Regions from separate parts of the Homo sapiens genome. Here region 1 is linked to region 2. Evidence: read pairs that join two places in POLR2A ChIA-PET (ENCODE). Cell type or tissue: OCI-LY7. All regions are shown on one strand. Each heading gives the region's core, and the rest is flanking DNA. Links, peaks and the distances in the headings are about the cores only.

Evidence for each region. ChIA-PET counts read pairs that join two places held together with the same protein. Peaks named below come from ENCODE experiments on the same cell type or tissue, not always from the same donor. Only the 100,000 strongest peaks of a DNase experiment are listed, where the experiment ranks them.
Region 1: POLR2A ChIA-PET joins it to region 2 with 10 read pairs; 21 of 35 experiments call an interaction of 5 or more read pairs at or near these places.

Annotation. Positions count from the first base shown.
Region 1 is chr1:226,194,678-226,207,147 of GRCh38, reverse strand. It overlaps LOC101927247 (a long non-coding RNA gene), which reads right to left. Exons shown (of 2, transcript XR_001738504.2): 2 at 9,774-10,096. Among named protein-coding and RNA genes, the nearest start is that of ACBD3, 14 kb to the right of the region's middle. RefSeq lists an enhancer at 3,199-3,700. In OCI-LY7, for the core only: CTCF peaks have their summits at 4,570, 5,730 and 5,934 (motif pointing left); DNase peaks (open chromatin) are centred at 4,177 and 5,897; H3K4me3 peaks cover 798 bases; H3K27ac peaks cover 1,908 bases.
Region 2 is chr1:226,119,109-226,131,578 of GRCh38, reverse strand. It overlaps the pseudogene LOC112268255. Among named protein-coding and RNA genes, the nearest start is that of ACBD3-AS1, 23 kb to the left of the region's middle. RefSeq lists enhancers at 6,077-6,371, 8,606-8,835 and silencers at 8,926-9,305, 9,316-9,705, 9,886-10,125, 10,136-10,195. In OCI-LY7, for the core only: CTCF peaks have their summits at 6,037, 6,244 (motif pointing left) and 7,063; DNase peaks (open chromatin) are centred at 4,168, 6,218 and 7,051; H3K4me3 peaks cover 2,404 bases; H3K27ac peaks cover 3,938 bases.

The sequences.
Region 1 (12,470 bases), core at 3,463-7,462, 76 kb before region 2:
TAACTTACCCAAAACCTGGTTACTCAAGTTGTTTGGCAGCCAAGCCTGGACTCAAACCCAGGTCTGCCTGATACCACAGTCTAACCTCACCACGGCAACCCTCCATTGCTCCATCACTCACTTCTTCAACTCCAGCACATTCATAACCTCCCAAGTTAGCAACACACAGTCTCGTGTCATTCCTGGAGCCGTGTTTGTGGATGGTTGGCTTCCTGAAGACACGGCCATGACCTGCCCTTCTCTCCTCCCCTCAGCACACACTGAACACAGAAGAGGTGCACAGGGAATATGTGTTGCTGGTCACTTGACCTCTCCACATCTGATCTGATAAAGCAGCACCAATAGAGGATTGCTTGGGTGAATTATGGTACATCCATAAGACAGAATGCTGTTCAACTATTAAAAATTGTGTTGTGGCCAAGCACGGTGGTCCACGCCTAGGTAATCCTAGCACTTTGGGAGGCAAGGTGGGCAGATTGCTTGTGGCCAGGAGTTCTAGACCAGCCTGGGCAACATGGAGAAACCCCATCTCTACAAAAAATACAAAAACTTAGCCAGGTGTGGTGGTGTGTACCTGTAGTCCCAGCTACTCAGGAGGCTGAGGCAGGAGGATCACTGGAGCCCAGAAAGTCAAGGCTGCAGTGAGCCAAGATCAAGCCACTGTACTCCAGCCTAAACATCAAAGTGAGATCCTGTCTCAAAAAAAAAAAAATTAATTAAAATTGTGTTGTGAAATAACACTGATTGTCATGGGATAATGATATATTGCTGAGGGGGGAGCAAGCTACACAATAAAACAATATGGAAAAGATACAGTTTCTTTTCTCTCTCTCTTTTTTTTTTGAGATGGAGTCTTGCTTTGTCACCCAGACTATATTGCAGTGGCACGATCTTGGCTCACTGCAACCTCTGCCTCCCGGGTTCAAGTGATTCTCCTGCCTCAGCCTCCCAAATAGCTGGGATTATAGGCATATGCCACCATGCCCAGCTAATTTTTGTATTTTCAGTAGAGACAGGATTTTCCCATGTTGGCCAGGCTAGTCTGGAACTCCTGCGCTCAGGTGATCCATCTGCCTTAGACTCCCAAAGTGTTGGGATTACAGGCGTGAGCCACCACACCCAGCCAAGATACCATTTTCTTTTTCTTTTTTTTTGAGATGGAGTCTCACTCTGTCGCCCAGGCTGGAGTGCAATGGCTCGATTTTGGCTCACTGCAATCTCCACCTTCTGGGTTCAAGCGATTCTCCTGCCTCCTGAGTAACTGGGATTACAGGCATGTGCCACCACACCTGGCTAATTTTTTTTTTTTTTTTTTTCTTTTTGAGACGGAGTCTCGCTCTGTCGCCCAGGCTGGAGTGCAGTGGCATGATCTCAGCTCACTGCAACCTCTGCCTCCTGGGTTCAAGCGATTCTGCTGCTCAGCCTCCTGAGTAGCTGGGAGGACAGACACACCACCGCGCCTGGATATTTTGTTGGTATTTTTAGTAGAGACAGGGTTTCACCATGTTGGTCAGGCTGGTCTCAAACTCCTGACCTCGTGCTCTGCCCATCTCAGCCTCCCAAAGTGCTGGGATTATAGGCATGAGCCACTGTGCTCGGCCTTTTTTTTTTTTTTTTAAGACAGAAGCTTGCTCTGTTGCCCAGGCTGGAGTGCAATGGTGCAATTTCAGCTCACTGCAGCCTCCGCCTCCTGGGTTCAAGCGATTTTCCTGCCTCAGCCTCCTGAGTTGCTGGGATTACAGGGACCCACCACCATGCCCAGATAGTTTTTGTATTTTTAGCAGAGACAGGGTTTCACCACGTCGGCCAGGCTGGTCTCGAACTCCTGACCTCAGGTGATCCACCCACCTTGGCTTCCCAAAGTGCTGGGATTATAGGTGTGAGCCACCACGCCCAGCCGACTAATTTTTTTACTTTTTTTTGTAGAGATGGGGTCTCACCGTGTTACCAGGCTGGTTGGGAGACCCTGTCTCTACAAAAAAAAAAAAAATTTTTTTATTAGCCAGGTGTGGTGGTACACCCCTGTAGTCCAGCTACTGGGGAGGCTGAGGCAGGAGGATTGCTTGAGCCTGGGAGGTTGAGGTGGCAGTGAGCCATGATCATGCCTGGGTGACAGAACAAGACTCTGCCTTGAAAAATAAATAAATACATAAATAAATAAATAAGTAGAAACTCAATCCTGGGAAGTGGGACTGGGAAGTTAGGGTAGGGAAGAGGAATTTTACTTTTCACCCTTATACCCTTCAGTGCTGTGTTAATCTTTTATTTTTTTCCCACAAATATCTATTATTTTGTGATAATTAAAAAGTAAATATATTATTAGAAAATAAGTTAATAAGAAATAAAGGATTTTTTTTTGAGACGGAGTCTCGCTCTGTCACCCAGGCTGGAGTGTAGTGGCGTGATCTCGGCTCACTGCAACTTCTGCCTCCCAGGCTCAAGCGATCCTCTCACCTCAGCCTCTTGAGTAGCTGGAGCTAGAGACATGAGCCACCATAGCTGGCTAATTTTTGTATTTTTTTTTTTTTTTGGTAAGGACAAGGTTTCACTATGTTGCCCAAGCTGGTTTCAAACTCCTGAGTTCAAGTGATCCTCCTTCCAACCTTCCAACATGCTGGGATTACAGGCATCAGCCACCAAGCCTGACTGGATATTTCTTTATTAATGATTAATATTAATCATTAATATTTATATGATTATATTATTTGATTATAGTTGTAGAATATATTTATATTTTATATTTATTAAAATACATGATATATTAAAATATATTGAGTATAAAATATACTAAATATAATTAATATTAAGGATTAATAAATAAATTACATAAGGAATAAAAATTATATAAGAAAATATTGCCTTATCCCCTGCCTGTCTGCCTTTTGACTGATGTGTGCTGTATGTACTATGAGCCTCTCACCTGTTCTGCACCTAATACAACAGCCACCATAGCCCTGCTTCCCAGACACCTTAAAAAGTTGTTTTGTTTTAAATAGATGTAGCCTGGCACACATGCCTGTGTCATGAGGGAGAGCATGGCTGGCCTGCTCTCTTGGTACTTATTATAAGGTCCTTCTTACTGGGGGTTTTATTCGATTATCACCTTTATGTCTGTTCCAGCCAGAATCCTGCTGTGTGACACCTGGGAATCCATCACCCTAGTCCCTGCTCTGGGGTTTGCACACCACATTTTCCTGGGTGTCAGGACTTCCTGGTGCTTGAAGATATGCAGTGAGACAGGGCTGCTTCTGACTTTTCAGAGTTCCTGCCTCTGACGCCTCACATAGCAGCCCCTGGACCCAGTGTTCTCAACAGTGGGGGATCTCTTCTCAGAGGAGAAAAGGCTCAGGCCTGGAGAGGATGGGCCTGGTGATTGCTGGGTGGGGCAGGGGATGCCAGATGTCCTGCAATGCACAGGTCAGTTCACTCAACATCCCTCGTCCCTGGACAGTTATGGCGACAAAAACACAATCTATAATTATCTGAGCCTAGAACCTGCGTTTTTACAAATAAACACGGTGAATTTGTGCATGGTTTTAACATATGATGAATTTTTCAAGAAAGCATCTATTACTGAAACTAATTTGTTTCTCAAGGGTTGTTTGAAATTTAAAAGATCACATCACCCACAGAGAAGCTGGTATCCATCTGCATTTGCAGCAGATGTATTCAGGGTGGTTCCATGGATAGGTTCAAACCTCTGACCACTTCATGATCATCCTAGGAGTCATGTACAAACATTCACAGTTTTGTTATTAGTCACTTTCCCTGTATGTCTCCTTTATATTACAATTAGGACATTTACAAATTCATTGGGTACATATGTTGTTTTATTTATGAATTTCTTTCACATGGTAAAAGGGATATTAAAAACTGTCTGTTTAACAAAGAGGCTTTGGGTCTGATAGGGCTGAGATCCATGGTGCTCAGGCCTCAGGGTACATTAGAACAGAGACCACCCCAATCATCCTGCGCCAGGAATATATGGTAGGTGCTCAATTAATGTTTGTTAAATGAATAACTTCACTAGGAAAATCTTTCCAAGAAATTAGCAGCAGCTCTTTGTTCTGTCCTTTGCAGTAAGTGACCAGTACATACTTCTTTTTTTTTTTTTTTTTAAGACAGAGTCTCTCTCTGTCACCCAAGCTGAAGTGCAGTTGTGCGATCATGGTTCACTGCAGCCTCAACTTCCTGGACTCAAGCGATCCTCCCACCTCAGGCTCCTGAGTAGCTGAGACTACAGGCGCATGCCACCACGCGCAGCTCATTTTTTGTATTTTTTGTAGAGATGGGGTTTCACCATATTGCCCAGGTTGGTCTCAAATTCCTGGGCTCAAGTGATCCGCCCACCTCAGCCTCCCAAAGTGCTAGGATTACAGGTGTGAGCCATTGTGCCCAGCTACATAATTTTGCAATGAATGTGTCAGATGGTTGAGCTTTTGGCAGAAGAGGAAAGCTGCAAAAGGTGAGTTTAAGATAACCTTGTCACCTAACCTGCCCTTCAGGGACTGTAGGAACACTAGAGGGGAAGATGCAGTAAATTTAATTCAGGAAATATTCTCTGAAGGGAAATAAAGCTAAAAAGAAATGCTTCTGACCTTTATATTAGATTTATTCACCCATTGAACAAATGTTTGCTCAATATTTATTATGTGTCAGGCACTAGGAGGCATAGCAGCTATGGTAGCAACAGGTGCTGTAGCTCAAAAAAATCCTACAATAGGCTTTGAGGAAAAGATTATTTTTAAAAAATACAAGTATGGGCCAGGTGCGGTGGCCCAGGCCTGTAATCTCAGCACATTGGAAGGCTGAGGCAGGTGGATAAACTGAGGCGGGTGGATAAACTGAGGTGGGTGGATAACCTGAGGTCAGGAGTTCGAGGCCAGCTTGGCCAACATGGTAAAACCCCCGTCTCTACTGAAAATACAATAATTAGCTGGGCGTGGTGGTGGGCACCTACAGTCCCAGCTACCTGGGAGGCTGAGGCAGGAGAATTGCTTGAACCCAAGAGGCGGAGATTGCAGTGAGCCAAGATCGCGCCATTGCACTCCAGCCAGGGCAACAGAGCAAGACTCCGTCTAAAAAAAAAAAAAAATACAAGTATGTACACAATAGAAAGATTTTTGAAATAAGCCATAATCTTCCTTCCCAGTTAATTCTCAGTGGCATTTAAAAAATAATGCATGTGGAAGACTGGAAAATTCAAACAGTACAGAAAGTAGGAAATGAAAGGTTAAATCTCACCCATATATATCCCATATATTTTTATTTTTTAATCTACATACATATTTCAATCCAAAAGAACCCTACTATATGGCTGGGCATGGTGTCTCATGTCTGTAATCTTAGCACTTTGGGAGGCTGAGTGGGGAGGATCTCTCAAGCCCAGGAGTTGGAGATCAACCTGAGCAACATAGTGAGACCTTGTCTCTACTAAAAATTTAAAAATTAGCCAGGCATGGTGGCGCACATCTATGGTCCCAGCTACTCCAAAGGCTGAAGGAGAAGGATTGCTTGAGGCTGGGAGGTCAAGGCTGCAGTGAGCTGTGATTGCACCACTGCATACCAGCCTGGGTGACAGACAGAGAGAGAGCCTGTCTCAAAAAAAAAAAAAGAAAGAAAAAAGAACCATACTATAAACACGGTTCTGCACCTTGCTTTTGTAACATAGTAATATATTTTTGAGATCTTTCCATTTTAGGGCATGCTTGTTAACAACTACTAGAACTCCACTGAATGGATGTACCATAATGTATGTCACTTGTCCCTTATTGATGGGCACTCGACACTGTCTCTATCCTGTGCACACTTTTGAGAGCTCTCTGCACCCCTCGCCATGAGACTGGATTTAAATCTTGCTTTCCCCTGGCCAGCCCCAAGCAAAGAGATGGGAGGAGGGCTTTGTTTCTCAAACAGCAACCTCTGCTGGGCCAGGCCAGGAAAGCACCCCACTAGGAAACAATCGTATTAACAGAACCTGTGTTAATAGAAGCTTTCTGGTGGCAGAATTCTATCTAAATTTTTCTCTTTATATTATTCTGTTAACAAAATTTTCTACAACAAACGTGTACTTTTACAGTAAAAAAGAAAAACACCTAGATTTTATCTTGAATAGTTTTCTGGCAGCTGGGAATGCCTTTTCCTTCTTGTGTAGTGTTCCCTTGAGTGGTTTACCTACAGCAGCCTGGATGTGGAGTAGGAGCTGGGATTTCTGCCTGTGTTCTGGCATCTGGTGACAGGATCTTTCTTATCCCCTTGTTGACTCAGGACTCTGGGAGGGTTTTATAAAAATAGCAATAATTAAATAGCTGACACTTATGGAGAATTAACTGTGCCAGTCACTATTCTAAGTGTGGTTATATGTGTTAACATACACAACATCCTGATTAGGTACTATTACTATTGTTCCATTTTGCAGACGTAGCAACTGAGGCATGGGGTGGTTATGCAACATGCCCAAGATCACACAGCTAGGATAGTGTATAACTGGCTCCAAAATTGTGCAAACCAGCTCTAGAGTCTACTCTGCTTAGCACTGCCCTCTCTCACCTCTCTGTTGAGTAATGTTCTGTTATTATAGATCTCCCTGACCCTTTGTTTCCTCACCTATAAACATCTACTTCAAGAAAAATTTGAGAAATAATACCAAATAGATAAAGCGTGTAGGGCATAGTATATGTGAAATACATTAACTAACTTTGGGAGGTCAAGATGGGAGGATCGCTTGAGCCCAGAAGTTGGAGACCAGTCTGGGCATCATAGGGAGACCCCACCACTACAAAAAGTTTAAAATTTTTCTGAGTATGGTGGCACATGCCTGTAGTCCCAGCTTCTTGGGAAGCTGAGGCAGGAAGATGGCTTGAACCCAGGAGATGGGGGCTGCAGTAAGCCATGATAGTGCCACTGCACTCCAGCCTGAACAATAAAACAAGACCCTGTCCGAGGAGAAGGAGAAGAATGAGAAGAAGGAGGAGAAGAAGGAGAGAAGGAGAAGAAGGAGAAGGAGGAGGAGGAGGAAGAAGAAGAGGAAGAAGAGTAGGAGGAGGAAAGAAAAGAAAAGAGGAAATAAAAAGAGGAAGGTGAAGAGGAAGCAGGAGAAGGAGAAAGAGGAAGAGGAGAAGAAAGAAGAAAGAAGAAGAAAAAAGAAAAAAAGAAAAAATTAACTAACCGTTATTAATATCCTGGGAGATCCCACTGAGGGGGATGGGGGTTTGGGAGGTAAGCTGTATACGGACCTTGATCTTCCAAGGATATACCCTTGAGGAATGCTCTTGATCAGATCTGTGGAGGGAAAATGATGGATTTCACCCCACATGTGAGCAAGATGCATGAGGCAAAAACCAGCCAGGGCTGGAGGCACTGCTAGAACTTCAGGATGGGATTTGGACACACATCAGGTTCTAGAGGAATGAAATCATGTCTATGCAAAGATTTGTATCTAAATGTTCATAGCAGTTTAATTTGTATTAGCCCAGAATTTGAAGAAATCCAAAAGTCTATCTACAGGTAAATAGATAACATGCACCCTATGCACGTTGCTTAACCTCTGTAATTTATTTATTTATTTATTTATTTATTTATTTATTTATTTATCTATCTATCTATCTATTTTGAGACAGAGTCTCGCTCTGTCTCCCAGGCTGGAGTGCAGTGGCACGATCTCTGCTCACTGCAAGCTCCGCCTCCCGGGTTCCAGCCATTCTCCTGCCTCAGCCTCCCGAGTAGCTGGAACTACAGGCGCCTGCCACCGCGCCCGGCTAATTTATTATTATTTTTTTTTGTATTTTTTAGTAGAGATGGGATTTCATTGTGTTAGCCAGGATGGTCTCGATCTCCTGACCTCGTGATCCGCCTGCCTCGGCCTCCCAAAGTGCTGGGATTACAGGTGTGAGCCACCGCCCCCAGCCACCTCTGTAATTTAGTTTCCTTTTTTTTTTTTTGGTACAGACAAGGTTTCACTATGTTGCCCAAGCTGGTCTCGAACTCTTGGCCTCAAGCCATCATCCATCTCAGAACCCCAAGTGCTGAGATTACAGGTGTGAGCCACCATGCCTGGATAGTTTCCTAATTTTTCTTTTATGTTTTAATTGAACTGAACCTGGAATTTCCTTATTTTTAAATGGGGACAAGCTGGGTACGGTGGCTCATGCTTGTAATCCCAACACTTTGGGAAGCTGAGGCAGGCAGATCACCAGAGGTCAGGAGTTCGAGACCAGCCTGGCCAACACAGTGAAACCTCATCTCTACTAAAAAAAATACAAAAATTAGCCGGGCGTGGTGGCAGACACCTGTAATTCCAGCTACTTGGGAGGTTGAGGCAGGAGAATCGCTTGAACCTGGGAGGTGGAGATTGCAGTGAGCCGAGACTACGCCACTGCACTCCAGGCTGGGCAACAGAGCAAGACTCCATCTCAAAATAAATGAATAAATAGGGACAATGATTCTTCAACAGCTATTGCAAGCTAACATGAGACAATGTATATAAAGAGTTTAGCCTAGCTCCTGGCATTTTTGAGGCGTTTGGTAGCTATTACTGGCACTCTTTAATGGTCAGTTCTAATAGTTAGAAAGCTATTGAGATGATATTGGTCCCCTATAACTTCCTGGTATTGCCATGCCAGGAATTCTGCATACAGTTTCAGTTGTTCCGCAAACTTTTTTTTTTTTTTTGAGATGGAGTCTTGCTCTGTTGTCCAGGCTGGAGTGCAGTGGCATGATCTCAGCCCACTGCAACCTCCACTTCCTGAGTTGAAGTGATTCTCCTGCCTCAGCCTCCCTAGTAGCTGGGATTGCAGGCGCATGCCATCATGCCCAGCTAATTTTTGTAATTTTTTTAGTAGAGATGAGGTTTTGCCATGTTGGCCACGGTGGTCTTGAACTCCTGACCTTAAATGATCCACCTGCCTCGGCCTCCTGAAGTGCTGGGATTACAGGTGTGAGCCCCCGTGCCCAGCCGGTTCAACAAACACTGATTGGGCATCTCCTGTGTGCCAGGAACTGGGCCAGGTTTGTGAGCACAACTGAATATAAAAGAAGACCAGCTTCTGTTTACATGAGAGTCACTGGGATAACGATAGTCATCATGGATTCCTTGACATATCTCATTCTTAGGTTCAACCTCCTTCTCCCAGATCCTTTTACTGCACCTCTCACATCTTTTTGTTTGTTGATTTTAATTAAGTCTCAAAAATACCCCTCCTCCAGGAAGCCTTCGCAAACTGCACTAAGCAATTATTATGGCCCCTTTCTGATCATCCTTTCAGCACTTGGGGACCCAGTTCCCACTCTTCCTATTTGTTTGCACTTGCCAATTTTATTTTCTTTTTTGAGACAGAGTCTCACTCTGTTGCCCAGGCTAGAGTGTAGTGGCACAATCTTGGCTCACTGCAGCCTCCACCTCCCGGGTTCAAGCAATTCTCCTGCCTCGGCCTCCTGAGTAGCTGCGATTACAGGTGTGTGCCACCCCAACTGGCTAATTTTGTATTTTTAGTAGAGGTGGGGTTTCACCGTGTTGCCCAGGCTGGTCTCAAACTCCTGACCTCAAGTGATCTGCCTGCCTTGGCCTCCCAAAGTGCTGGGATTACAGGTGTGAGCCACCGCGCCTGGCCTATTATATTATTATTGCTAGTATTATTTAACTTCATGACACAGCTCTGTACTCATTTTTCTTCCATTTTTTGACTGCATACTCCTTGGTCTCCATATGGTAAGTTCATAATTTGTCTATAGAGAGAATAGAAAGATAATTCAGTCTTTCCTTCAGCACAGCTGACTCCACTTTGGCTTTTTTATTGATCATTTAGAAAAGTTTCATTCTCCACAGTATACTGCCTGGGGCAGACCTGCCCAGAGCCCCAGGTTTGCCCCAGCTCTGCAGCTCCCAGGCGGGGCCTCAGCGACCTCTTCTTCCCAGCCAGCCCCATCCCATCCCTCTGCCAGCCCCATAAGCACTGAGCGGCTGGGGCAGCGCTACCGTCTCCGGCCAGCAGGTGGGGCCGAGGTGCCCTGAAGCTTAAGCCTCGGTCTCAGCATCTTTTGAACGAGTCCTTGGAATCAGAGGTCTCCTTTCCCAACCTTTCACGTCTTCTTGCTGTAACTGGAGGATATTATTTCATAATAATTATCATTATTATTACTATGTGAATGTCAGTTTGCAAGACAAGTGGAAGAACGCTCCCAACATTGTCAATGTTATGGGATTTGGGGAGACTTGTTTTTTAAAAAACAAATTTCTGGCTGGGCGCGGTGGCTCATGCCTGTAATCCCAGCACTTTGGGAGGCCGAGATGGGCGGATCACAAGGTCAGGAGATCGAGACCATCCTGGCTAACACGGTGAAACCTCGTCTCTACCAAAAATACAAAAAAATTAGCCGGGCGTGGTGGCGAGTGCCTGCAGTCCCAGCTACTTGGGAGGCTGAGACGGAGAATGGCGTGAACCCGGGAGGCGGAGGTTGCAGTGAGCCGAGATCACGCCACTGCACTCCAGCCTGGGCGACAGAGCAAGTCTCCGTCTCAAAAAAAGAAAAATCAAACACTTACAGATTTTTTTTTTTTTTTGAGACAGAGTCTTGCTCTGTCGCCCAGGCTGGAGTGCAGTGGCGTGATCTCGGCTCACTGCAAGCTCCGCCTCCCGGGTTCAAGCAATTCTCCTGCCTCAGCCACCCGAGTAGCTGGGACTACAAGCGTGTACCACCACGCCAGGCTAATTTTTGTATTTTTAGTAGAGACAGGGTTTCGCCATGTTGGCCAGGCTGGTCTCGAACTCCTGACCTCAAGTGATCTGCCCACCGGTATTTGATTTTTTTTTTGTTAGAATCATCTTTACTTTTGAATCTGAAAAAAATATGTATAATTTCATAATGGACAGTGGCCCTTAAGAGTGTTTTGGGGCTGTGCACAGTGGCTCATGCCTGTAATCCCAGCACTTTGGGAGTCCGAGGTGGGTGGATTGCTTGAGCCCAGGAGTTTGAGCCCAGCCTGGGCGACATAGCAAAATCCTGTCTCTACAAAAAATACAAAAAAATTTAGCCAGGCATGTATGCCTGTGATCCCAGTTACTTAGGAGGCTGAGGTGGGAGAATCACCTGAGCCCAGGGAGGTCGAGGCTGCAATGAGCTGTGATTGCACCACTGTACTCCAGCCTGGGCAACAGAATGAGACCTTGTCTCAAAGCAAAAAAAAAAAAAAAAAAAAAGAGTGTTTTGGACATGAAGTCCAGAGAGAAATGATTATAGCGACTATAAAAACCATATCTTATCTATTTATCATATTTTAAAGTTTCTAGAGCACTTTCACAGAGATAAGTTAACTTAGACCTATCAACATCATGTGATGAAACTAGGGCAGAAACAGTTTCTACTTTTTACAGATAAAGAGACAGAGGTCCAAAAAGTGGGTCTCAGATTGCCACAGTTAAATGTAATGGACTCCCATTCCCTCACCTACTCTGGTTAGCTCTGCTGGCTCTATTGACTGTGCTACTAATCTCCTCTTTCTTGTCATCTCCCTACCCTGCTTCTCTTCCAGATCTCATTATTTTCACCTGGACTGTAAGGGGAACCTCCATTCTGAGCTCCCTGCTGCCAGCCTCTCCTGCAGCCTCTCCTTCATGACATTCCCTTGCATAAAATCCTTCACTGGCTCCCCACCACCTACAGGACCACCGCAGGCCAATCTTTCTAGGCCCTGCACACCTGGCCCCTGCTGGCCTCCCCAGGCTCATCTCCTATCTCTCCACCCTTGCAGTAAATGCTCCAGCCAGGGATAACTAAACATGCCAGGCTCTCTTAGCCCTCAGGGCATTAGCAGATGGTATTCCTTCTGCCTATCTGATTGTTTCCACATCCTTCAGATGTAAAGGAGCACAGGGACCAATCAGATAATTCTATCCTGTGTGGAAGCCATCCACAAACCTTCCAGACATTGTGTATTCCTCTTTCTTCTATCTTAGGGAGTTATGAATGCCTACAGTGGTGCTGTAGACAGAATGTTTACCTCTTCCTAAAACGTGTATGTTGAAACCTAATCCCCTATGTGTTGGTATAGGAGGTGGGGCCCTTGGGAGGTTATGAGGTCATGAGGGGAGAGCCCTCATGAATGGGATTAGAGCCCTTATAAAAGAGACCCCAGGCCAGGTATGGTGGCTCACACCTGTAATCCCAACACTTTGGGAGGCTGAGGCAGGTGGATTACTTGAGTCCAGGAGTTCAAGACGAGCTTGAGAAACCCCATCTCTACAAAAAAAATACAAAAATTAGCCAGGTGTGATGCAGTGTGTCTGTAGTCTCAGCTAATTGGGAGGTTGAGGTGGGAGGATCACCTGAGCCTGGGAGGCGGAGGTTGCAGTGAGATTGCGCCACTGCACTCCAGCCTGGGTGACAGAGTGAGACCCTGTCTCAAAAATAAAATAAAAGAGACTCCAGAGAGCTCCCTTGTCCCTTCTACCATGTGAGGACTCAGCCAGAGGATG
Region 2 (12,470 bases), core at 4,048-8,047:
CTCACTGCAACCTCCGCCTCCTGGGTTCAAGCGATTCTCCTGCCTCAGCCTCCCGAGTAGGTGGGACTACAGGCATGTGCCGCCATGCCCGGCTAATTTTTGTATTTTTAGAAGAGACCGGGATTTCACCATGTTGCCCAGGCTGGTCTGGAACTCCTGACCTCAGGTGATCCACCTCCCTTGGCCTCCCAAAGTGCTGGGATTACAGACATGAGCCACCGCACCTGGCCCCGGGTTTGCCTTCTTACTGGAGCCAGGAGAACACGTGTGCATTCTTCTCCATGTCCAGTCACCTCTTAAGGGAGTAAGTCTTCAGTCCTGGGACCATGACCTCCCAAACTCCTGGTGGGTTCCTATACCTGCTTTCAGGACCAGCATCACTGATTTTTCCTATTGGTCAGGCTCCAATACAGCTCAACATGGTACTGTTATTGAGACCATCTTTAAGTAAAGTTTCAATATTTTTTCATCATAGATTTGTTTTCATTTTCATTTTTAAAATATTGCATTATCTATCTTGATTACTGACTTTTTTGGCATCCTGTTACATTTTGTGCCTGAGGCAAGTGCCTCACTCACCTCACCCTGGTCCCAGCCCTGCTGCATAGCGCTGCTTGAGTGTCCTCACAATATGGCAGCTGGCTTCCCCCACAGCCAGTGGTCCAAGAAAGCCAGGAAGCAGCGGCAACGTCTTTTATGGTCTAGCCTTGGAAGACACACTCTGTCACTTCTGCAATATCCTATTCATTACACAGGTCATCCCTGCTCAATGTAGGAGGCACTACATAGGAATGTGAATACCAGGAGACAAGAATTATGGGGTCACCTTAGAGACTAGCTACCACACCGAGTCTCCAGCCCAGACTCTTAGTGGTAGAGAGCAGCCTCCACAGAAGGAAACCAATAATCTGGTAAGGGAGTTTAGGGGCAGTGGGGAAATGTTGGTCACAGGATACAAAGTTTCAGTTAGAAGGAACAAGTTCTGGAGATGGAATGGATATGTTAACTATCTTGATTTAGTCATTCCACAGTGTATACATATATCAAAACATCATGTTGTACACTATAAATATATACAAGTTTTATGTGTTAATTTTTTTTTTTTTTTTGAGACGGAGTCTCACTCTGTTGCCCAGGCCAGAGTGCAGTGGCAAGATCTTGGCTCATTGCTACCTCCACCTCCCAGGCTTATGCAATTCTCCTGCCTCAGCCCCCCGAGTAGCTGGGAATACAGCCGCGTGCTACCACGCCCAGCTAATTTTTGTATTTTTAGTAGAGACAGGGTTTCCCTATGTTGGCCAGGCTGATCTTGAACTCCTGACCTCATGATCCACCCACCTCGGCCTCCCAAAGTGCTGGGATTACAGGTGTGAGCCACTGTGCCTGGCCAACTGTTTTTAAAAAACAATAAAACTGGTGAGGCTTTACCCCTTCTCCACCACCCTTCCCTGCCTTAGACCCTGAGTGGTACTGACCCAGAGCTGGCCCATGTGGGGCCCACTCACCTGATCACAGTTCACTGGTCCAGGAAGAAGCACCTAACCCAATTGGCTGTCTCCCAGGGTTTTTAAATTTGGCAGCGAGTGAGTTCCTCTGGTGGAAGATGGACCCTGTGGGTGATTGTTCCCAGCTGGGTGGGGAAATTAGCCTGGAGAGACCGGAGAACCCAGGCCTCAGTTCCCATTGTGCATGAAGCCGAGTGACATCTCTGTACTGCTTTTTAGTCCATTTCCTGCTGCCATACAGAATTCCACAGAGTGGGCCAGACACGGTGGCTCACGCACTTTGGGAGGCTGAGGTTGGCAGATCACTTAAGCCCAGGAGTTGGAGACCAGCCTGGGCAACGTGGTGAAACCCCGTCTCTACTAAAAATACAAAAATTAGCAGAGCATGGTGGCGCACACCTGTGATCCCAGCTACTTGGGAGGCTGAGGCAGGAGAATTGCTTGAACCCAGGAGGCGGAGGTTGCAGTGAGCGGAGATTGCACCACTGCACTCCAGTCTGGGTGACTGACAGAGCAAGATTCCATCTCAAATAATAATAGTAATAATAGTATAAAAAATTTTAAAAAGAATTCCACAGACTGGGTGGAAAAGAAATTGATTTCCCACAGTCCTGGAGGCTGGAAAGTCCAAGAGCATGGCACCAGCATCTTGTGAGGGCCCCACCATGGCAGAAGGATGGAAGGCAGAGGTAAGCATGTGAGACATGAGAGGGAAGTGGTCCAGAATCATCCTTTTTATCAAGAACCCACTCCAGAGATGATGGCATGGATCCATTCCTGAGGGCAGAGCCCTCATAACCTAATTACCTTGCAAAGGCCCCACCTGCCAATGCCACCATCACAACGGCAATTACATTTCAACATGAACATTGCTGGGGACATTTGAACCATAGCACTCTGTTTTGTCCATGGTCTGGGCTTAGAACCAATAAATTACCCCTTCCTCCCAAGCCTTCTTGAGTTGGGTGATGAAGTTCTGTCACCTCATCATCTCTTCCTGGGTGGCCTTCTGTGGAAGATGATGCTATCGGCAGTGTTTCTCAGCATGCAGCCAGTGCTATCGGCATCCACATCACCCAGGGCTCTTGAAAATATCAGTGCCTGGGCCCCCCCTCCAACCTGCTGAATCAGATTCTCTAGGGTGGGCCCCAGGCTTCTGCAATTTCAACATTGGAATTTGGGCAGGACTATGACACAGTGACTCACTGCCCCTCTCCAGCTGTCCTGTGTGTCCTGCAGTTCATGCTGCTTAGTGTTGACAGTGTCTGAGAAACCCAAAGTGTTGTAGCCCTGGGAGGTGGTATGTGGGCTCATAGCTTTGGGGAACCAAGTGGAGTTAAGAGCTGTGATAAAAGCACTGTGGGCGTTCCAGGCTGGGGTGGGGGCTGGAATCTGAGGAATGGAGGAGTATCTAGGAAAGTGGCTGGAAGCGGACAACATTGTGCTGGCTGCAGCTCATTCTTAGTGGGCAGGTCTTAGCAAGTCGTGTCATTCACAGCCCAGTTAAAAGATGTACTGGGCCGGGCACGGTGGCTCATGCCTGTAATCCCAGCACTTTGGAAGGCAGAGGTGGGCGGATCACCTGAGGTAAGGAGTTCGAGACCAGCCTGGCCAACATGGTGAAACCCCCATCTCTACTAAAAATACAAAATTTAGCCAACCGTGGTGGCAGGCACCTGTGATCCCAGCTACTCAGGAGGCTGAGGCAGGAGCATCGCTGGAACCCGGGAGGCGGAGGTTGCAGTGAGCCGAGATTGCGCCACTGCACCCCACCCTGGGCAACAGAGCGAGGATTCATCTCAGAAAATAAAACAAAAAGTTGAACCAAGATTGCAAAGTTCCCTTCCAGCTCCAAAACTCAAGCCAGGGGCCCTGTGAGACTTTCCCGGAAGTCTGGGCCCTGAGGTTGCTGAGGGCGCTTCCATGCAGGTGCCGCTTCCATCCAGGAACTGAGCTCTGCCCTTCCGTTTGTTTGTTCACTTCACTCCTCCCCTAGAGGCTGAAGTTGCTTCTGGGAAGGAGGCTGGGCACTTCTGGGCTGAGCCTTGTTTCCATAGCACCCAGCCACCCTGCCAGGAAGACACAGGTTTCTCCTGGTTGACTGTGAGAGGACTTTGACCCGCGCTCCGTTTCCTGCTGGGCCAGACTTAGGAGGAGGTACCGGGGCAAGCAGCACAGTGGGACTTGCAGGTCCCGGACCCAGCCCTTCATTCAGACCAGTTGTTCTGGAAGTTTGGGCCCCAACCAAGAGCAACAGCAGCAGTATCAGGAAACTTGTTAGAAATGCAAATTACCGGACCCCACCCTGGACCTACTAAATTAGAAACTCTAGGGTGGGGCCAGCCATCTGTGTTTTTGTAAGTCCCCAGGTGTCTCTCATGCACACCAAAGTTTCAGAAACACTTTATGCATTGTGTGCATGTGTGTGTGTGTGTGTTTTCTTTTTTTTCTTTTTTTTTTTTTTGCAGGATTTGACAGAGTCTTTATCTGGCTTCTGTTACATCTTATTCTGACTCAGGTTTACGGACACAATGCTGGAAAACCAGTTCCTGCTCTACCCACGCCTCAACTTGTTAAGAAGAAACAGTATCTAACACCGAGGCACGTCACATCTTCGCCATTCCCACTTCCTTTCTGCCCTAGGCATTCAATGTATGCCACCGGGGGCCATCAGGACTAGGGCTCTGCAACCACGGCAGCAGACAGGTGTGAAGCTCAGAGTCCCTCCTAACAGCCTCCCTCCAGCGTCTTCTTGGCCGCGGCGGCGAAGCAGCTCCGCAGGGCCTCGAACTCCCGCGCGCAGAAGTCCTTACTCGGCCCCGCAGGCGGCCAGCCGCTCGGGGAAGGCGCGGAGGCAGCTTCGCATGCGGCCCCACACCGCTCCGTCAGCCGACATGAGCGGCTATTCCCAGCGCCCCTCATGTGTGTGTTTTCAAAATGAGGTTTTGCTCTGTCACTGAGGCTGGAGTGCAGAGGTGCCATCATAGCCCATTGCAACCTCCACCTCCTGGCCTTAAGCAGTCCTCCTGCCTCAGCCTCCCAAGTAGCTGGGACTACAAGTGTGTGCTTGTTTTTTCTTTTGTAGAGATAGGGTCTTGCTATGTTGTCCAGGCTGGTCTTGAAGCCCTGGGCTCAAGCAATCCTTCCACCTTGGCCTCCCAAAGCACTGAGATTATAAGCATGAGCCTCCATACCCAGCCCAAGAACCCCCACTTTATTGTGTGATCAATTGTTCCAGTTTGCCCAGGACTCTCAGTTTTAGCACTGGGACTCTCTCTTTTTTTTTTAGACGGATTCTTGCTCTGTCGCCCAGGCTGGAGTGCAGTGGCGCGATCTCAGCTCACTGCAACCTCCACCTCCCAGGTTCATGCCATTCTTCTGCCTCAGCCTCCCGAGCAGCTGGGACTACAGGTGCCCGCCACCACGCCCAGCTAATTTTTTGTATTTTTAGTAGAGACGGGGTTTCACTGTGTTAGCCAGGATGGTCTCGATCTCGTGACCTCGTGACCCACCCGCCTTGGCCTCCCAAAGTCCTGGGATTACAGGCATAAGCCACCGTGCCCGGCTTTTTTTTTTTCTTTTTTCTTTTTTTTTTTTTTTTTGAGACAATCTCGCTCTGTCATCCAGGCTGGAGTAAAGTGGCACAATCTTGGCTCACTGCGACCTCTGTCTCCCGTGGTTCAAGCAATCCTCCTACCTCAGCCTCCCAGGTAGCTGGGACTACAGGTGTGTGCCACCATGTCCAGCTAATTTTTGTATTTTTTTGTAAAGACAGGGTTTCACCATGTTGCCCAGGCTGGTCTTGAACTCCTGAGCTCAAGCAATTCACCCACCTCAATCTTCCAAAATGCTGGGAGTACAGGCATAAGCCACCGCTCTCACCCATTCATTCAGTTTTTCAAAATCAGATCTGAGCTCCAGTCCTGGGAGCCTGGGGCAGCTTCTGATGCTAGGAGAGGCACAGGCCTGGCTACCACCATGGGTAGCAGAGGAGTGGGGTCAGCTCTGAACTTAGGAGAGTGATAGGAGGGAGAGGAGGCTGGGAGAGTAACAGGAGGGAAGGAGGGAAATTCTGCTGCCGCCGCCGCCGCCGCCGCCGCCGCTGCTGCTTTGAAGCTTTCCTGGGTAAATGGTGACAAGGACCACAAACCTCCTTACCTGGGCGAGAGCTTTGGGAGGTTTCAAAGCACCTTCACTTACATCACCCTACTGGATTCCAAATTACTCCTTAGAGCAGTGCCCATAAGAAATACTGCATTTGTCCAGTTTCTATTTCCTCTGCCTGAGCTTGAGCTGCTTTGGTGGCAGGGACCATCCCAGTGTCCCCATCAAACCTTCAGTGCCCAGTAGACAGAACCCTTGCCCAATCTTCCCGTCCAAATCCTGCATCTTCTGCAGGAGCTAGTTCCTCTGCAGGTCCTGGCAATATGGAGCACAGGGTCCATAGTTTTCCTCCCACCTATGGATTTCCTCTGGGCCATCACAGCCTGTTCCACAGACTGAATTTCAGCTCCCTGTCTTGGCCAGGGCACATCCTGTCTAATCACTCATGTTCACCCAGCTTTGCACCCTCTTCAGCCTCCCCACGTTTAAGCGAGGCAGCTGGCGGTGCAGGAAGAATATTCATCCATCTCCTAGGAGCTCAGGAGTCAGACCCTGGGCCCAGACTCCTGCAGCAAGTCGGGGCTTCTGTCACAAGCGCCTCACCTTACTGGCTTTGGCGCCATCTAGTGGACGCATCTGGGTCTGCGGGGACCGCAGCCCTTCCTGTGACCCAGAAGCAAAACCAGCAATTTACCTGGCCGTACATTATTTTTGAGTCCCGAATCCCAAGAGTCCACTCCCAACCCAGCTCAGCATGTATTGTCCACTGCCTGCTTAGTGCCGGACCAACACACCTTCACCTCACATCAACAGGGACTCAAACAGAGCCTCTTCCCCTCAAATCCCAGCCCCATACTCAACTGTGTGCACAAAAGCAGGCATTCGTCCTAACAAAGCAGAATGAAACAACCCAAACTTCCCTCAAGATGGGGAGCATGCATTCTACGGAATATTATGAAATGGATAAAAGGGTTTGCTGGATTGGAAACGTCTCCAAAAGCACATTAAAGAACAATACATACCGCATGATGCCGTTTATTGGAAGAAACAAACCCAAGCCTGATCCACTGTTCGCATATCCGTGTGAAATGCAGAGGGAGGGCTGGACACACACCAAGCTAATCACAGGGACCTTTAGGGAGGGATGGGGGTGGGGTAAGGGTGAAAGAGGCCTTTCCTTTTACACACCTTTACTGTGTATCTTTTTATATTTCTAAGGCAAAAGGTAAATTAAACAACCCCTGTGTTAAAGGTGGAGAGTGTCCAGGTTCTTGGCATCTTGAACAAAGAATTGGAAGAGACACACAAACAAAGCAAGGAAGGAATGAAGATTTTATTGAAAATGAAAGTACACTCCACTGTGTGGGAATGGGCCTGAGTGTAGGATTCAAAAGGCCCTGTTACAGAATTTGGGGGAGTTTAAATACCCCCTAGAGGATTCATTGGTTACTTCGGGTATGCCCTATATAAACAGAGAGGATGAAGTAAAGTTACAAAGTCATTTACCTGATATGCCCTATGGAGAGGATATTTCCGGTTATAGCTGAAGTGTGAATGAGCCTTATGTTCCCTGCCTCCAGACCCTATTTTCCTGCCTCACCTGGTGCCAGGAGCTGAGTCGCTGCTGCTCTCCCAGGTGCTCCATGATGAGCAGTGCTGGCCTTCTGATCCGACTCTCCCACACCCACACCAGCTGCCTTCCTGAGCCACCAGGCTCCCCAGTGGTGGCTCCTCTCCTTTGACGGCCTTGTCACCTCTCTGCAGTCTCTTCCCCTCACACCTGGCCGCTGCAGCCCCTCAGTGGTGAGCATTCGGTGGGCTGATCAGCATCCGCACACCGCTCCTAGTAAGGGGCAATCCCCATTTTGTGAGCTGTCATGGGAGCCAGGGCCCCTCCTCCCACCTCAAAGGCTAAAGGGGGCAGCATTCCTTCTCCCTTCCTGGGCATCTGGCTAACCCAGGCAAAGATGCAGGGACAGGAGCCCTCCCTCCCCGCTGTGGTGCCCAGCACCCCCGCCCATCATTACAGCCAATGCCTGTGGAGTTGTGGCAGGGGCTGCATTCAGCGATGCTGCAGCCCAGTAGTGGTGGTGACCACAGTCACCTCCCAAGACTGTCCCCGGCTGTGGCTGTGGCCATCCAGACTCCTGGTCAGCTCCCTGAGCTCCCCACAATACTCCCAAGGACTCCTTTTCTACTTAGTCATCAGGGTTGATTTCGATTGCTGGCCACCTCCCTTTGGGCCCTGGCCAGGCCTGTGGAGCTAGTCCTTTCCAAGTGTCACAGGTGAGTGACTGTGTGTGAGGGACAGCGGGTCAGTGTGATAGATAACCTGTGGTCCACATAGGGAGATGGTGCCATACCAAGAAACTGCCAGGACCGAGATGTTAAAGAGTCAGGGGATGTGACTTGCTAAAGGCAACCACGGGAGATGACTGTGCTGGGAAGATGGTTTCAAGAAAACTGGGAACCTAGGAAGCTTGGTGAGCACCCACTTGGACCTTCCCTGGCCTGGCAGGGCCTCCCCTTGGAGGGATAGCCCTGCAGCTTCCCCATCAGTGGGCAGGCTTGGGGAGGGCCTGGAGAGGAGAGGGGTCCCCTAAACACACCCAGCCCCAGGGCCTCAGCAGACAAGTGCTGGTCACCTATTATTTGTACTTATTGTAGTAAACAGTCACTTTTAGGCTGGGGGCTCACGCATGTAATCCCAGCACTTTGGGAGGCCGAGAGGGGCGGATCACTTGAGCTCAGGAGTTTGAGACCAGCCTGGCCAACATGGCAAAACCCCGTCTCTACTAAAACTACAAAAAAATTAGCCGGGCGTGGTGGCGGGCGCCTTGTAATCTTAGCTACTGGGGAGGCCGAGGCAGGAGAATGGCGTGAACCCGGGAGGCGGAGGTTGCAGTGAGCCGAGGTTGCTCCCCTGCACTCCAGCCTGGGCGACAGAGCGAGACTCCATCTCATAAAAAATCACAACAGTCACTTTTATGAGCAGTGCTCATTTCACCCCGCCTCTACCACACACTCGGCAGGGCGGCTTCACAGGTGCCCTTCCTGCTGTCTGGGACCCTTTGCCAGACTCCTCCCCACCTGGCCACCCTTCTTTCCAACCAACAACGTGGCTCCTCGGTTCCTCCAGGTTCCTTCCTGCCCTGTAAAACCCCTGGCCTCCTGCCAGGCTCAAGAAATGCCCTCGGATCTCTTCCGTGCTTTCGCCCCGCAGGAGACACAGCCTAGGTCCCGCCTCCGTCACGCGACAGAGACTCAGAAAGCGCCCACGCGGGCAGGGCCCGGGCAAGACTACCTCACCGCCGCCCACCCATCCCCGGAGCCTTCAGCAGCGCGGAGCTCAGGCTTCCCTGTCTCCCCTCTGCCCCCGCGCCGGCCGTGCGTGCAGTGCTTCGGCCCCTAGGCTGCGCCCGCGCCCCGTCCTCCCTCCCGGGGTTGGTGCGGGTCTCCCAGGCCGGGCCGGGGCACTGGACCGACGCCCAGGAAGCGGCCGCCGCCGCAGCGAATTGCCCGCTCTCGCTTCGGCTTTCACCGCCCAGAAAGCGGCGCCTCCGACCTGGCTCTTAAACAACGGCGACTTTTATTATAAAGCCCGGGGGTGGTGCGGAGGAGCCCGCCACTCGGTGCCCCTCACTGCGGCCTCTGGCCTTCGCCTGGAAGGCGCGCGAGCCGGCGGCCCCGAGAGGCCGGGGGTGGGAGGCGCGGGGGCGACCCCGACGCGTGGAGCCGCCCGGGACGCACGCGGGCCCCAGCAGCCCCGAGTGCAGTCCTGGCTGCGTTGTGGGAGCCGCGGCCACGCCAGCGCCGGGGCCCCTCCCGCCCGAGACTGGTGAGGCGGCGGGAAACCGCGGGACGGCCAGGCTGGGGCTCTTCAGTGCGGCTCTCGGCGGGACTGCGGTCGCGGAACAAAGGGGCGCGGAGGTGGGCGGGGGGTGCATCGCCGGCGGGGCGGGGCCTCGGCGTCCGGGGCTGAGGTCTCCTCACCTCCGGGCCGGGCGGGGTCTGGCGGCCGCGCCCCTCCGCGGGCTCCCCAGGCGCCCAGCCGCGCGGCAACAACCACAGCCACCGTTTCCGCTCCCCGCCCGCCCCTGCTCAGCGCTGGGGGCGCGAGGGCGCTGCTCGCCCGATTCAGAGGCCAGGTGTAACTACTGGTGTCACAGAAGTTCGGTGTTTCCAAGATGTGCTTCCTTTTTGTAGCGAAGGAAGCGCGGCCACCAGGCCAGGTCGTCCCAAAGTGCAGGGTCCCCGGCCCCCGTCATCCCCGCCCGGTTGCAGGCCCCGACGCTCCGCGCTCCCGCCTGCTGCGCGCGGCGGCCACCAGAGGGCGCCCGGCTGCTGTCACCCCGCGGAGCGCGGGACCCAGGCCGGGCGGGGGAGGTCAGCGGCGGGCCCGCCACCCCCGGCCCCTGCGGGGGGGGGCCTGGCGCTGCTGGCGGCCGGAGGGACGATTGCGGGGTCCCTTTCCCAGACCGGAACCAACAAGGCCGCCGGCCAGAGAACCGAGTTGGGTCGCCGTGTGACCTCGGGGCAGGTGCTAGCCGTCGTTGTGCCTCGGTTTCCCGCCTGTGAAGAGAGAGCGAGCACTGCCCGTCTGTGCATTGGGTCGCGATTCCCAAGCTCCCTAGGCTGGCCGTGGGGGAAGGCGGCCCCGCCGCCCCTGAGGCCCCGCGTGGGAACTCTCTTAGCAAGGGCACTGACGACGTCCTACTAACTGCCTTACGACTGTATTTTAAAGGAAGGTGGGAGGCAGGGCCCCTCATTTCCAAGTGCACCACCCACCAAAGCTGTGATCTTGTCACTGCTCAATACGAGCCTGGAAAATGATGTACAGCCCTTCCTTTAAGCGTGCTCGGTAAAAGGAGATCCATCCCAACAAGCAGAAGCTGATAATCTGCTTGAAAAGGGATTCCTCCACTTACGAAATTATTTGCAACGGGATTTTTCTCATTGAGTAAATTGTAGGCAAATCACCTGTGAATGAATATTTGTAACAGGCCAGCGGATTTGGAAATGAGTCTTACTGTAAAATAAGTACTTCCGTGGTAAAAATGGTTCCAGGGCCAAGGATGGGCCTGTGGTTCAGCTGGAGCATGCTGCCGGCTCACCTGATGGGCGCCTAGGACGTTCTCTAACGGGCCTCTGAGCCTGGTTCCCTCCCATTCCCTCTGCATCCACTCCAGCAGGGAGTCCAGGAGGATTCTACCCTTCCTTGGCCAGAGGATGCTGAAGCTGGGCCCCTTCCTACCTGTTTCCTCTCTTGTGCCCCATCTCCTAGGGGAGATCCTTTGCTCCACTAGGCTCGACTGGAAGAGACCGGGAGGCCATGCAGGGAGCACCCTCACTGGCCAGGCACCCAAGGTGTGCCAGGCACGGCCTCCCAGGCTGTAGCTCTACCAGGAGTGGGTTCTCCTTGTGAAGATTCTGACTTTGCTTGTCCCACCTGGCTTGGGGACTCCCACCCTCGCTCAACCACAGCATTGCCAAACTCAGTAGGGCATCTCTCTGGACACAGAGGGATGGAGGAAATGGCCACTCAGGCTCCAGAACTGCACGGGAATTCTGGGCCATATCTTGGCCCACCAGCCTCAGCTCACCCTGGCCACTCAAGCCTCGGCCTTCCTGGGGCCCCTTGGTTCTGGGGAGGGACCCATTAGTAAATACCATTGCTCACTTGCTGCTTTTAAATCTCCTGAACGTTGGCGGGGCACAGTGGCTCACACTTGTAATCCCAGCACTTTGAGAGGCAGAGGTGGGTGGATCATTTGAGGCCAGGAGTTCGAGACCAGCCTGGCCAAGACAGTGAAACCCCGTCTCTACTAAAAATACAAACATTAGCCAGGCGTAGTGATGTACGCCTGTAGTCCCAGCTACTTGGGAGGCTGAGGCAAGAGAATCACTTGAACCAGTGAGCAGAGGTTGCAGTGAGCCAAGGTCGCACCACTGTACTCCAGCCTGGGTGACAGAGTGAGACCCTGTCTCAAAAAAGCAAACAACAAAAAACAAAACAAAACAAACAAAAAGCCCAAAAATCAATCTCCTGAACGTTGTGAATTTTTCATTAAATCCAAAAAGCTGGTGGAACGAGCACAGGCTTTCCACCCTCTCACCTGCAGAAGAGGCGGAAGCCAGTGCTGGTTTGATGGTGCCCTCTTCATTCCCATTGAGGTTGGAAAGCTGCCCCTCCCCAGCAGCCCTGGCCTCCCCTAGGGTGATGCTCAGGCCTGCCCTGGCACACAGTGAGGGTGGAATCCTGAGAAGCCTATGGGGAGGGGAGCCAGACCTGGGGCTTCAGGTGGGAACCACCCAGCTGCCTTCATTACAGCTCTGGGGCTGTCCTTCCCACCACCGCATCCCTGCAGCTTGAGAGGGCTTACAGCCCATTCAAGAGAGACAGGCTTCATCCTCTGTGCACAGGCAGAATGCACCTCGTGCAGTGGATTGCCGCCATCCTTTTCTGTTTATTCTTCATTCATTTGTCCTACCCACAGTTCCTGACACTTGTTTCGAATCAGGCTCTCCAGTAGGGGTGAGGGCGGAAACATAAAGACATATTTTTCTGGGGTTCACGGAGAGTGATTCTTACTTCCTCATATTGGGGGGTTGGGGGGGACACTCTGACTTCACCATTTACTAGCTGTGTGACCTAAGCAAGGCAAGTCACCCAGCCTCTCTGAGACTGTTTCCTTATCTATAAAATGGGACCAAGGGGGACTTGCCCAGAGACCTCCACTGTGAGTCTTGGCTGTAGGTTGTGAAGGGTTCCAGTGGAACGTCCTCTGGCCACAGCAGAAAGATAGCCTGGGGCTCTGGGGACTGTGGAGATAGGCCAGACCCTCCTCCTGGAAGGCCCTT